Linked DNA regions of Mus musculus: region 1 is linked to region 2. A link is a contact called in ENCODE POLR2A ChIA-PET data. All regions are on one chromosome and are shown on one strand. Each heading gives the region's core, a stretch centred on a gene start or an enhancer-like site at or near the end of the contact. The rest is flanking DNA. Distances are from core to core; before and after follow the strand shown.

Region 1 (7,304 bases), core at 1,902-4,401, 350 kb after region 2:
TATTTGAATAGCAAGGAAGCGGAACTAAAAAAGGAAAAAAAAAAAAAAAAGCCTAAGATGGAGCTGAAGCAGAATTTTAAAAATGGGGAAGGGTTTTAGTATCTGAAGTGTATTGGAGAATTTTAGTATCTGAAGCATATTTATGCATTTCTAGGGGAATGCCACACAGAAGTGAAGCTGTGAAGATTTAAAAGGATGAGTAGAAGTGGTTTTCTCAGATTGGAGATGACTCAGTGATTAAGAGCATGTACATGCTCCTACGGAAGACCCAGATTATGCTGGGCTTGGTGCCAAATACCTTGCTCTTCAAGGGAAGAGGCAGGGGGACATCTGTGAGTTCCAGCCCAGCCTGGTCTACAAAGGGAATTCCAGGACAGCCAGGGTGGTTACACACAGAAATCTTGTCTTGAAAAACCAACAACAACAACAACAAAATACCAAACAAAACATACCCCCAACAACAACAACAACAAAACAAAACTGAACCCCTAACTCAACAAACAAAGCACTCAGATTCAATCTTAGCACCTATGTCAGGCAGATCATAACTCCAGCTCCAGGGGATCTATTGCCTTTTGTTTCTATGGGCATGGCACTCATGTGCACATACCCACATACAAACACATACAATAATGCAAATAATAAAAATAAACCCCAAATAATAAACAAGTAATAAAAATAAATATCAAAAAATGTTTTACAATTTTCCTTTTTAAAATTTTCCTTTTTATTCTCAAGATAGGGTTTCTCTGTGTAACCTCGGCTGTCCTGGAATTCACTCTGTAGACCAGGCTGGCCTCTAACACAAGAGTCTGCTTGCCTCTACCACCCAAGTGCTGGGATTAAAGGCATATGCCATGACTGCTGGCCACCAATGATCTAACATTTCCAGTCTTTTACCCTCAGCAAATCATACTGTTCCCTACAGACTGTTTGATAAGACTTTTTTTTTCAATAATTTAGATGTGTATTATGTGTATTTGAGTGTGGGTTTGTGCATGTAAATGCAGGTCCATGAGGACCAGGAGCGGACAGTGGATCCCTTAAAGCTGGAGATACAGGGGGTGGGATTAAAACCATCTACTGCTTCGGCCGAGGACCAGAGTTCAGTTCCTAGCACCCATCTCAGGCAGCTCACAACCCAAGTTTTTTAAACTTTAATTTTGTATGTATTTCTGTTTGTATATGTCATGTGAGTGCAGGTACTTGCAGAGGCCAGAAAAGTACATCAGATTCCCTGGAGTTATTGGTTGTTAAGACCTGAACTTGGGTTCTCTGCAGCATCTCCCACACAAATTAGAAAAAAAAAAAAAACCCCAAAACACATGCCTACTTAAAATATATCTATGTCTTATGCATTAAAAGGGGGTTAACTTTTCTGATTCGCAAGTAGTTTTGTTTTTTTTCTTTAAGTTTTTATTGTATTTGTATGGGTGCTCTGTCTGCATATGTATCTGTACACTGAGTGTGCAGTGCCCAAGAAGGCCAGTAGGGGGAGTAGGATCCCCGTGGGACTGGAGTTACAGACAGTTGTCAGCCACTGTGTGAGGGCCAGGAATTGAACCTGGTTCATCAAAAGTGCATCTAGTGCTCTTAACTGACAAGCCATCTCTCCAGCTCCAAGACTTTTTTTTTTAAATCTATACCGAGAATATATGATTGTCATATTTGATGTGATGGGTGATGTTGGTTAAAGTAATTTTAGTGATAACTCAGTAGGATGTTGGCAACGGCATAGCAGTGTGGTTCTTAGCTAAAAGCAGCAAGTAGGTAAAACAAAGATAAGGAGACTGAGATGGCTCATCAAAAAAGGTGTCTGCTAGCAAGCCTAAGGACCTGAGTTTGAGCACTAAGACCCTCATGGTGGAAGGAGAGAATTGTGGCCCAGAAGTTGGTCTCTGAATTCTACATGTATATTGTGGCATGCAACACACATACAACAAACAAATAAATGTAAAAAAAAAATGTTTAAAAACCAGGAAGACACTGAGAAACAGACGATAATAGCAGTGGGACTCTCTCAAAAGGGGGGCACGTTTTCTTCTTTCAATACAGAGGAAGGATTTATATATTTGCCTGCAGAAAATTCCTTTTCTTCTGTGTAATGTGTTTTCAAGTCAAAATCCCAAATGCCACCAAAAAAAAAAAAAAAAAATTCTTTCCCCGCGAGAACGCCGGATTTTTACAGTGACTCAACTTCTCAACTAGGAAGTTAAAGCTTCAATATCAAACAAATCCACTGCATCCAATCAGCCCACCCCTCATTATGTTTCCATTCTCCAGGCCACCTTCTTAGTTTACAGCCCTGTCACCTGTCTCCTGAGAAGCTGCAACACCCTACTCACTGTTTCCCCATCCCAGGCCAGCTCACGCAGGCGCCACCCTATAAAGAGAGCGTTCTTAGCTTCTTCAGGGGACTTGCCCTCCAAGGCCAAACCTGGGGTCCTACAAATTCAAGTCGTCGGTACTGCACCTCACTATAGATGACATTTCCCGTGCCTGGGGTCCAGGGTCCGAGAACCCTACGTGGCAGGTGCACCGCTCCCTTCCGGCCCAGCTGGCTAGAAAGCCCGGACGTGCCGGGCAGGCGCGGCCCCGGTGCACAGCAGCGGGGACGCTCCTGGAGCCCAGGCTAGAGTCCCGAGCCGGAGCTATGCGGTCTACTCCCCGGCTTTGGAGAGGTCTCCAGCCCGGAGACTCCCCGCCCTCACACTCACCCCGACACCTGGGCGACTCAGTGATTCGGTGCCGGGTCCTCTCTGCACCGCAGCTGAAGCAGCAGAGAATGCCGCGAGGACCCCGCGCTCGGAGTGCCCAGCAGATTGCCTGACTAGCAGCCGCAGAGGCACCAAGGAGGTCGGCTGGACTAGATAGACACAACGAGCGGAACGGCGTTCAGTGAGAGGCTCGGTGTCTACAGAGGTTGAAGATCTGACTCTTCCACATTACTCAGGGGCTGAAGGAACGGGGAGGTTGGCACTCCCTGAGCGCAGGCGCTCACCCGCAGCCTAACTCCGTTTGGGGTCCCTTACCGTAGTAATCGAGGTCCTGTAGGGAAGCGCGTAGAGCCAATGGTTATGGACTAGAGTCACGGATTGGGCGGAGCTTGGAGAGGCGGGGCTTAGTGGAAAGGGGGCGGTGACGAGCTGAGGGGCGGGGCCACCGGACTGAGGGGCGGGACGCGCGGCAGAGCCAAACTACGGTGAGAGTGTGAAGATGGCAGCTGCGGACGAGCCCAAGCCCAAAAAGCTCAAGGTGGAAGCGCCACAAGCGCTGAGGTGAGAGCTGCCCTACGTGGGGGAGGAGGGAGATGGCACTCGCAGTGAGCCAAGGCCCACGTGGGCTGGCGCAGCTGGTTGGTGGCTGCGTTCGTGGGGCCAACGCGCTGGACCTGCAGCTCGGGGAGTTGCCCGCGTAGCTGCTGTTCCCCTCAGTGCCCTCTTGTTCTGGACTCTGCTCAGGTGCATTCTCGGCCCTGGCAGCCACTGACCAATCAGAGCTGCTGGCCCGGGGGCCGAGCCTTCCTCTGGCGCCACGTGCTTGTCTTCGCGGGCCGCGCTAGCGCGACCCCAAAGGACCTATCTGGAGCTGCATCCTTTCCTAGGGTATTTAGCGGGAAGGCGCCCGGCGCCTCCTGGACCCTGGTAAAAGATAACATTCTTGGAATTCTTCAGAAGGCGTTGCAGAAGAGCGTTTTGAGTTTTCCGTCAGCTTTCTGAAATCATCTTTGGAGACCCCCTTCATGGGACCCCCAAGCAACCTCAGGCTTAGGTTAGGAAAGTTTTTGTTTGTTTTTCTTTTTTTCCCCTTTGCATATTTGGCAGGAGCGGAGAGCTCTCTCTCCCAACACCTGACGCACAATTGATGTTGCAACTTTCATTTACAAAAAGCCGTTCGTTTTTTTAAAAAAAATTTCTTCCTAATAAGTATAAAGTCCAGCGCGCTCAGTGTCTGATGACTTTGAAGTGCTCATTGGAAGGCAGTGATTTTGCTACCTAAAAATAGACGCATCAAACTGATTTAAAACCGTGGGCCTGTTACTGATTATACAAGGCAAATTCCATTTATTTCAACATATTTTTTCCATGTTCAAAAGGAGAATTGATTCACAACTGAAAAGGAAAGTTGGGGGGTCCCAAATCATGTTCTTGGTGGAATGGGTCTGAGCAGGTCCCTTTTAGTGGGTTTATTTAGTGCCTATTATTCTTAGAAGGTTATTGTGCATGTCTAATACCACAAACGTAAAACATTAAAAAAAAAACAACCAAAAAACTGAGGATGTTTTATTTTAAATTTTAGATTATCTGGGTCAGTGAGATGGCTCAGCAGATAAGGGCATTTGCTGCCAAGTCGGATGACCTGAGTTCAGTCAGACTCCAGGACACACGTGGTGGACGGAGTGAACCTATTCTGTTCTTCTGTTGTCCTCTGGCCCCGCCCACTGAATAAACGCATACTGTCTCCTTAGATTTTCTTTTAATAAAAATGATACTTTATATATTATGATGATCCATTTTAACAGTGCTTACCATCTGAAGTAACGGTATAAAGAAGCCTCCATGAAAGAAATGCAGGGATTAACCTTATTTTACAGGTGAGGATATTGAAGCTCAAAGAAAACATTTAAGAAAGGAAAATTCGAACCCTGGGCATCAGGATTCAAGTTTATTATTTGGTTCTAGTGTGTTTACACAACATCCAAGACATGCTTCTATTCGAGTATGCATTTTTAAAAATGATCCATGGTAATGATTAATACTTAGATATGTATATGCCAGGTGCTGTTTCTGCATTCTACGTATTTTAACTCAAATCCAAACCAACCTGATAAGACCATTTCTATAATTATCTCAATTTTACCAAAAATGAAGAGCCATATACATATCTGTCTATTTAAAATTGTAGATAATTTAGAGGAATAAAATTCACTTTCCATAATGCTAACCTATTGCTTTCTGCACAGGTGAAGTTAAAAGATTTTGACTGTATGGATTCTTTAATTTTATGCAGAGACCTTTGAGTAGACTGTTCCTCCCTTTGTTAGTTAGGATTGCTGAATGATAATGCATTTCGGCTGAATTGCTCTATGATTTTCCTGGCAGTTAAGAGATTTCTACCAATTTTGTTTAACTGTGAGAGAAAACAGCATAAATTGTAGGCACAGTTTAATGTATAGAATTCGTCAGTGGAGAACATATAAATTAGTAAAAAGCATTTATAGATATTAGGAAAAGAATTTAGGAATTTGTGAGTTGTCAGTTATCTTTAGGAAAATAGTTCTTATTTTTATTTATGTGTATGTGTGTGTGTTTGTGTGAATGTGTGTCACATGTATGCCAGAAGAGGGCTTTGTATGCCCTGGATCTAGAGTTGAAGAGAATCAGTTATGAGCCATCTGACGTGGGTGCTGGGAGCCCAATCAGCTCTTCTGAAAGAGCAGTTTGCTCTTAACCATTGAGCCATCCTTCCAGCCTAGGAAGTGATTTTTAACTTGGGGAATTTTATCTTAGACGAAACATTTAGCAAAACTTGGTGATAATTTTGGTGGAGTAGGGGAGTGGAGTAAAGTTTAAAGATGCTGGTGAGATGGCTCAGAGAGGAAAAGTGCTTGCTGCCAAGCCTAATGACCTGTGTTAATCCAGATCCAGGACCCATGTGGTGCTTTCAATAGGAATGGTCCTCATGGACTTACCTGTTTGAATGCTAGGCCCATAATAAGTAGTGCTGTTAGGAGGTATGGCCTTGTTGGAGTAGGTGTGGCTTTATTGGAGGAAGTGTGTCACTATGGCTTTCAGGTCTCACTATGCTCAAGCTAGGCATAGTGCAATAAGGATTCTTCTGTCATCTATGGATCAAGAATCGGACTCTCAGCTCCTTCAGCACTGTGCCCACCTGTACACCATCATGCTTCCCACCATGAGGATAATGGACTAAATCTCCGAAACCCAGCCCCAATTAAATGTTTCCTTTATAAGAGTTGCTGTCCTCAGCCGGACATGGTGGCGCATGCCTTTAATCCCAGCACTTGGGAGGCAGAGGCAGGCGGATTTCTACAAAGTGAGTTTCAGGACAGCCAGAGCTATACAGAGAAACCCTGTCTCGAAAAACCAAAAAAAAAAAAAAAAGTTGCCGTCCTCATGCTGTCTCTTCACAGCAATGAACCCTTACTAAGACAGCCCGTTTGGTATGCACTTATACACGCACACAGACAATAAACAAACAACTAAATGTGATTTAAAACAAGCGAAAAGCTGGCATGGTGGCCCATGTCTTTAATCCCTGCAGTTTGGACGCAGAGGCAGAGGCAGGCTCGGGTCAACCAAGGTTATATAGTGAGTCCCTTTGTAAACCACAACATCTGACAGCTGTAGAGATTTCCTTGTTTGGTCTCCCATCATGATGCTCCGACCAATGCATAATGGTGTTTCTGGGCATCTTATCAGTACAGAAGAAATCCCTCTGTGATCGAGATTGTCAGGCTAAAACTGTCAGGATTGTTGAGAGTGAGAAACTGCTTTGGGAGGCCCATCTGACAAGAGTTTTTCCTTTCTTATTCTTTACCATTTGTTAAGCTGCTTGCTTTTCAGGGCCTGGAAGTTGCTAAGATTTCAAAGAATCAGATTGTAACATGTTTTCATTTGAGGAGAAAGAAACTGAGTATCAGACATTTACACAAGGACTACTCAATTTTCTTTTCTCTGCTTTGGAAATCTTAGCCAAGCTCACTGCCTCAGGGGTCACCTCTAAGAAGACACAGCATCTTCCAAGTAGTGTTGAACACATGCCCAGTCTGTTCTTTCGGTCTGTCTTTCAAGTGTGTGCTATTTCAGGCACTGTGCTAGGAACTGAGTATGGAGAAAGAAAAAGGTAAGATCCAGGTGCTAGTCTACTCCTGTGAACTAAGCGGAACTTGTGAAAAATACAAGGTGATCATTATTAACCTGACTAGAAGCTAACTAGGTGGGAAGTAAGGAGTTTGCCTTTACAGGGAAATTATTCTGAAGGCGGGGCCTCTTAGGATGGGAGATATAACTCAGCCTGACTGGAGTAGAAGGTAATAAGTGTCTAGGCTTCATTTGGGGCATTTTTTATTTTATTTTATTATTATTATTATTATTATTATTTTTGGTTTTTTGAGACAGGGTTTCTCTGTATAGCCCTGGCTGTCCTGGAACTCACTCTGTAGACCAGGCTGGCCTCGAACTCAGAAATCCGCCTGCCTCTGCCTCCAGAGAGCTGGGATTAAAGGTGTGTGCCACCACGGCCGGCAATTTTGGGCATTTTCACGTGTGAGATCTTTGTAT
Region 2 (6,742 bases), core at 2,862-5,361:
AAAAGAAAGGGGAATACAAAGAAATGGTTCAAGCCGGGCGTGGTGGCGCACGCCTTTAATCCCAGCACTTGGGAGGCAGAGGCAGGTGGATTTCTGAGTTCGAGGCCAGCCTGGTCTACAAAGTGAGTGCCAGGACAGCCAGGGCTACACAGAGAAACCCTGTCTCGAAAAACCAAAAAAAAAAAACCAAACGCAAAGAAATGGTTCACACCGCCCTGTGTTAAATTATGTACAGAGTCTCCCATTCATCTGTGACTGGCTCACCCTCACCAAAGTGAGAAAAAGCTAAGTTTTGTCATAGGTTGATCTTCACTAATTTGCTAGCCAGAATAGTAGTTTGAGATGATAACAATCATTTGTACATCCCCAATCCCTTTAAATCCCCTTTTTGTTCCTTTGGGTTTTTTGTTTGTTTGTTTGGGGTGTGTGTGTGTGTGTGTGTGTGTGTATGTGTGTAAGTGCTTGCGTGCTTGAAAATGCAGGGACACATCTGTGGGCACCAGTGCTGTGTGGTGGCCTGAGGTAAACGTCTGGAATTTTCCTCCATTCCTCTTCCACTTTATTCCTTGAGGCAGGGTCTCTTGGGGTTTGGAATATTATAAAAATTATGGGTCTAGGTCAGAATAAGCTAAAGAACTGTGACTTTGTTTTTTGTTTTCTGTTTTCTGTTGTGTTTTCAGGAAGCCAGGAAGATGAGATCAATCCAGGAGTCTCTGGGACAGTCCGAGAGTTTATCTCCCCACAAGATGACCAAGTTGTTACAGAGATTTCCCAACAAATCTCATCTCATCTGAAAATGGAGAAATATTTTCAATGAACTCTCATTTCCAAAAGCTATACAGAGAGGCACGTTTGGGAGGTTTGCGGTTTGCATTTGCATTGCTACGAGTTTTTGAAGGGTAAAATGAGGCAAAATACTTAATTTTGCTCTTTTGAATGAATCGTATTCTGGATGCTGTCTTGAAATAAAATCCTCTAAAAAGAAGTTGGCCATTTCTTCTAATTAGCTGCTTCTCCTCACACCTCCAGCCCCATCCTGAAGAGGAATATCTCTGCCTTTCCCTTCACTGGGCAAGCACCCAACCTCTGAGCCAACCTGAGCACGTCCTTTCTTGGGCTCTATAATCTCCCCAAACCCTGGAAGTTCTTTATTCCTGGGATGCTCTTCATTTCCTTTCTTTTGTTTTGTTTTTGTTTTTTTTTTGTTTTTTTTCTTTTTCTTTTTTGAAAGAGAGTTTCTCTGTGTATTCCTGGCTGTCCTGTAACTCACTCTGTAGACCAGGCCAGTCGCAAACTCCGAGATCGCCTGCCTCTTTCTCCCAAGTGCTGGGATTAAAGGCATGCGCCACCACTGCCCAGTCCAAATATGCTTTTGATGAGCAAGTCTGAATGTCTTTTGTTGCCTTTCAAGTCCTTTACATCATTTAGTCCTTTGGCTTTTAGATACATAAGTAGCAATGAAGTCTGTGTATGCAGAGCCTTTTTGCCATCAGCTGTATTCAGTGAGGGCATACTTCACAAATAGTCTGTCCAAAGTGCTTACTGAAGCAAGTGCATATACTGATACCCAGAGATTCTGTAGATACATATTATTTTATTTGTACAGTTAATATACTTAGGGGCTGGAGAGCTGACTCCATTTAAGGGTACTTGCTACTTTTGTAGAGGACTGACATTGGGTTCCACAGTGACCATCCTAGCTGCCTCACAGCTTCTTGCAACTAGTACCAGGGAGCCTGATAGCAGTGCAATTAGAGACAGATATATACGATAAAAAAAAAATTGTTGGATATGGTGGGTTCTGTTTGTATAGGTGCCCAGGGAGTGGATATGTGGATATATGGATATGTGGCCTTGTTGGATTAGGTGTGTCACTGTCAGAGTGGGCTTAAGACTCTCATCCTAGCTGCCTGGAAGTCAGTCTTCCATTAGTAGCCTTCAGATGAAGATGTAGAATCCTCAGCTCCTCCTGCACCATGCCTGCCTGGATGCTGCCAGTTCCTGCCTTGATAATGGACTGGACCTGTGAACCAGTAAGCCTGCTCCAGTTAAATCTTGTCCTTGTAAGAGTTGCCTTGGTCACGGTGTCTGTTCACAGCAGAAAACCCTAACTAAGACACTGGTACATGCCTTTTCCCCCCAACGCTTAGAAGGCAGGCAGGCAGGCAGACAGGCAGATCTCTGAGCAATGCCATAAAGAGACCCTCAACAAAACAAAACAAAAATCATTTTTAAAAAAGAGTTGCTTTAAAAAAAAAAAGCAAACAGCCTGGTTGTTGTGGGCTCACACCTTTAATCCAGCACAGAGGCTGGCAAGTCTCCGGGTTATAGCCAGCCTGGTCTAAAAAGCGTTCAAGGACAGCAAGGACTACACAGTGAAAACATGTCACAGTGAAACGCCCCCCCCCCCAAAGAAAATTAAAAGTAAAAATTACCAATGATTTAAATACTCTGCCCAGTCTTGCTTAATGTAAAAGTAAGCAGTACTATTTATAAATTTGGTCATTAACTTTTACCTAAGAAATGTGAAGGTAATTTTTTTTCCTGTCCCCTCTGGCAACTATTTCCTTTTTCTATTAAATAATCAGGTAGAGTAGATTATCATGTCTCAATATTTCAGTGACTTTCCACTTAATTCTCCCAAGTGGTATGACTAAGATTTGGTGGGCAATTCACTGTAAATTACTGTTGTTGTTTTTTTTTTCTTACATTCTCCGGTTTGCTGATAGTATTTACTGTCCTCTGGTAGTAGGAATAATTGTGTGAGATTTTATATATGTTCTGCCCCTCCAGGCACAACCAAATTAGCCTTTTCTTAATAGCCGATAGAATTTTTTTTTTTTTTTCAAGACAGGGTTTCTCTGTTTAAAATTTAGCTCTGGCTATCCTGGAACTCACTCTGTAGACCAGGCTGGCCTCGAACTCAGAAATCTGCCTGCCTCTGCCTCCCAAGTGCTGGGATTAAAGGCATGCACCACCGCTGCCCAGCAGTAGCTTATAGTATTAATGTGGTATAGAAATGAGAGTTCTCCATGGTCTAGGTGTGATAATTACTGCAGTGAAGAGGGGTCTTTCCTCATCTCTCAATAGCTAGATTTCCCTATAGTCGTGTATTCCACTATAATTGCCTGGTTCTGCAAGCTGGGTCTTTTAGTTACATGAAGAAGTTCAGTGTTTTGGATACTTTAGACTAAGGAGGGTCAGTAGATTCCCATTAGCCTAATAAGTCTGTCAACTGGGATGAGGAGAAATATATCTAGCCATAGCTGAAATTTAGCATTTCAGTCAGGGTTAAACGATACAATCGACAGTAGCATTAGTGTCCATATAAAATAATCAAGGGTGGTGGCATAGAACCCAGGGCCTTGTAAATGCTAGGCAAACATTATCAATTAAATACCCTGCAGAGGCTGAAGAGGTGGCTCAGTCAACAAAGGCTGGGTTCACAACCAAAAATGTAAGAGTTAAATACCCTGCCAATCTTGGCTTTTAATGTATAAATAAACAGTACTACGTAACACGTTTGTTTTATATGTCTCAATAATTGTATTTAAACCCAATTAATGTGTAATTCATAAACAATCAGGCAAGGTGAAAGGCATCCACGGACTTCACTATACTGATAAAAGGTCTTCATCGCGTGCGCACACGCACACTCGCAGATTAAAAATCCCCAGATTCAAAAGCAGTACGGAGGAAAAGGACATCCATCCATTTCCTGAAATCAAATGCTTTCTTTCCTGGCGCTCCCCTTTAGAAAGCTAAAGTGGCTGGATTATAGGCTTTGGACTGCAACTCCCAGAAGGCAATGCGGCCTAGGCCTAGCCCCGAAGCGTGACAATAACCTATCCAATGGTCACTGCACGGTCCCCTGACAGCCAGCGATTCTCGATGTGAACGGTGTCCACTTCTTTGGGGACACTATGGGTACCAAGTAATTGCTGGAATCTGTGACCCGTTCCTATTCCTTTGGGAGCTGTGTGTGAGAGTGGGCTCGAGAAAACTGCAGGCAGTGCACACACATGTCCCCTACACCCGCCCGTACGCGGTCCAGTCCTCGAGCACGCGAGGGCGGAAGTAGTGATGGCCGGCGCGGCCGGAAGTTCGGATCAGCTGATGGGGGAGGCGGCGCCGCAGCCGCCTAGAGGCCCTGGCCGCCCAGCGCTTCGTCCCGGCCTCGAGTCTCGCAGGCTGGCCACAATCCCCGCTCGCACCTCGCTGTTGGGTGAGGCCCGGCCCGGTGTCCCTCCCAGGCCCGAGATCCTTGCCCGGCACGGCCGCCCTGAGCGCCCCGGCCACCCCCAGCCCCGGCTCGCCCCTCAGGCCCCGGGCCTCCCCTCAGTCCCCGGCCGGCGGCCCAGGCCCCGGATCCGCGGGGGGAGACCCGGCCCCGGGGGGTGCGGGCCCCATGGAGCTGATGTTCGCGGAGTGGGAGGACGGCGAGCGCTTCTCGTTTGAGGATTCCGACCGCTTTGAGGAGGATTCACTCTGTTCGTTCATTTCCGAGGCCGAGAGCCTTTGCCAGAACTGGCGAGGATGGCGCAAACAGTCAGCGGGGCCCAATTCCCCCACTGGAGGCGGTGGCGGAGGTGGCAGTGGCGGTACCAGAACGCGAGGTGAGGATGAGCGGGGAAGACTGCGAGGGGGAGGGGAGCAAGCTGGTCCCGCTTGGGCCTTGCTTGGGAGCTGTCCGGACCGGGAGCTGTCCCAAGCTTAGAGCAGACTTCAGGACTCGCTTCCCTGGCCTTCCAGGGACGGGGTGGCATCTTAACAGCAGAGCCGGGGCGTGGGGGGTAGAAAGATATAGAGGGGAGAAAGGAGAGGAAAGGAGAGAGAGAGAGAAGGAGAGAGAGAGAGAAGGAGAGAGAGACAGAGAGAGAGAAGGAAGAATGAATACACTCACTGGCGCGCGTTCACATAAGCTTGTGTTGTGGCAAAGAACATCCTGGCTTGGCCAGAAAGATCTTTTGTTATTCCGTTACGCCTTAGAGACCAAATACGGGAGAATACCCCTTCTCTGTTTTAAGAATGCTTAACGGAATTTGGCCTTTAGTATACCAGAAGTAGGCAGGAGAGAATGCGGTTAGGCGCAGATTGTTAAAAGGTGATCACGTGAGGTGTGTCACTCTATGGGATGGTGCATGGGTTGCTTTGCTTCCAGGATGTTAATCTCCCCTCATAAACTGCACCAAGAAAGTATTCCACCAAGAGGAACGTGGAAGTGAACTTGCCTGTGAGAAGAGATGCTATAATTCATAGGGTTAAACCAGACTCTTGGCATCTGTTAGAAGCAAAGTCTGGGACCAGTGGGTGGAGCCTTGGACTTCTATATCTGAGGTCTGAGGAGGGCTGTCCTCATGAAGCACCTTTCCTTTGTGTTCCCTTCATTCTTGGTCGTCATGTGAAGTCATGTGTTAGTGCTATGAGAATTTTGCTTTTGGAGCGGGTAGAAAGGAGAGTAAAGATGAAAGAAACCCAGAGGCTTAGAATCTTTTCCCTACTCAGCCCAAGGCAGGTTTTGCCCTGGGCCTTGGTGCAAGTTGGCTTTCTTCAGTAGTTGAAAGGGTTAATGTATGTGTTTTAGCTAGGCCATTCCAAAAGACCTGTTCTGCAAGCTGCAGAGATTTCTGGTGCCCCTTTAGGATCCAGAGGAATTCGCCTATGCCACTTTCTGGGAGGGTAGTATTCAGCTTCTGTTAGGAGAGAAAGCATCTGTGTGTGTGTGTGTGTGCGCGCGCACACACATGTGCAGGTCACAGCAGCGTCAATGGGAATCTTTTGTGATCTCCCTGCTTCTTTTATATGTGAGAATGTGGGTTCTCTCACTTTGGGGGAAGTAACTAAGAACATGGAGGGAAAGAGTTTCACCATGTTGGTGCGGTCCAGCATAGGTTAAGATCTTTGCCCTCTCTCTTCCCTCCCTGCCTGCTAGCCTCTTGAGAGGATCTGGCTGTACAGCTTGGAAGGGTCTTAACCCTCCCTTAACAACCTTCACATCTGGACTGAATATACCATTTCTTCCCCATGCCCTCCTCAGCCACCTTCAGTTGCTTGCTCTTAAAAAGGTTGCTGTTGTTTTTAAAAGGTTCTTTTCTGTTCTGTGATTTTTTTTTTAATCAGTCTTCTAATGTAACTGTTTGCTGTGAGGTCTGTAGTCTGTTATATCACTACTGCTTTTTGTTAAAATAGTGTAGAAAAACCTCGAGTGCTAACTCCTTCCCGTTCCAGGGGAGCTCAGGCACAATAGCCAGGTGCCCCAGGGTACTCAGCTCCCCCTGGCTCTGAGGATGAGAAGTCAGGCTGTGTGGGCCTTGTAGGCTCTTTTGCCTCTTGGGGCCCCTAATTTTTCTGAGTTCTGGCTCATCTTTCCTCCTTAGTGGGGGCCCTGCAGTCATTGAGAGAAAAGGTGATAAGTAAAAAGGCAGCCAGAGGTGAATGCCAAAGAGACAGTGCAGTGTAATAGGAATCCAAACGGAGAATGTGGGAAACTTGGTACTGAGGAGATGGAACACCCACTCGAGTCCTAGAACACACCTATCTGGCCAGAAGTTTCCTAGAATCTCCCTGGTATCTTCTGTTCTGGGCCAGGGCTGGCCACCTGACTGTGTGCGGCTGGAGAATGCCCATCTCCCCTCTCCCAAAAGGAGTTTTAAGGGTCATTATACCTAACAAGAAGGGGTCTGAGTGCTGGCTGCTCTTTTCTTGGCCCTTCATTCAATTCCCAGCACCCGTGTGTGATGGC

The links. ChIA-PET counts read pairs that join two places held with the same protein, here RNA polymerase II (POLR2A).
Region 1: POLR2A ChIA-PET joins it to region 2 with 10 read pairs in Patski. The contact joins the promoter of Adk here to the promoter of Zswim8 in region 2. POLR2A ChIA-PET finds 5 or more read pairs at or near these places in 2 of 5 experiments (Patski and embryonic stem cell).

The regions. Positions count from the first base shown.
Region 1 is chr14:21,049,423-21,056,726 of GRCm38, forward strand. Adk (adenosine kinase) reads left to right here and starts at 3,152. Exons shown (of 11, transcript NM_134079.4): 1 at 3,152-3,278. The coding sequence starts at 3,217. Ap3m1 (adaptor-related protein complex 3, mu 1 subunit) reads right to left here and starts at 3,020. Exons shown (of 9, transcript NM_018829.4): 1 at 2,718-3,020.
Region 2 is chr14:20,703,441-20,710,182 of GRCm38, forward strand. It overlaps Zswim8 (zinc finger SWIM-type containing 8), which reads left to right and starts at 4,112. Exons shown (of 26, transcript NM_027996.3): 1 at 4,112-4,616. The coding sequence starts at 4,409. It overlaps Chchd1 (coiled-coil-helix-coiled-coil-helix domain containing 1), which reads left to right. Exons shown (of 3, transcript NM_025366.3): 3 at 681-985. The coding sequence ends at 794.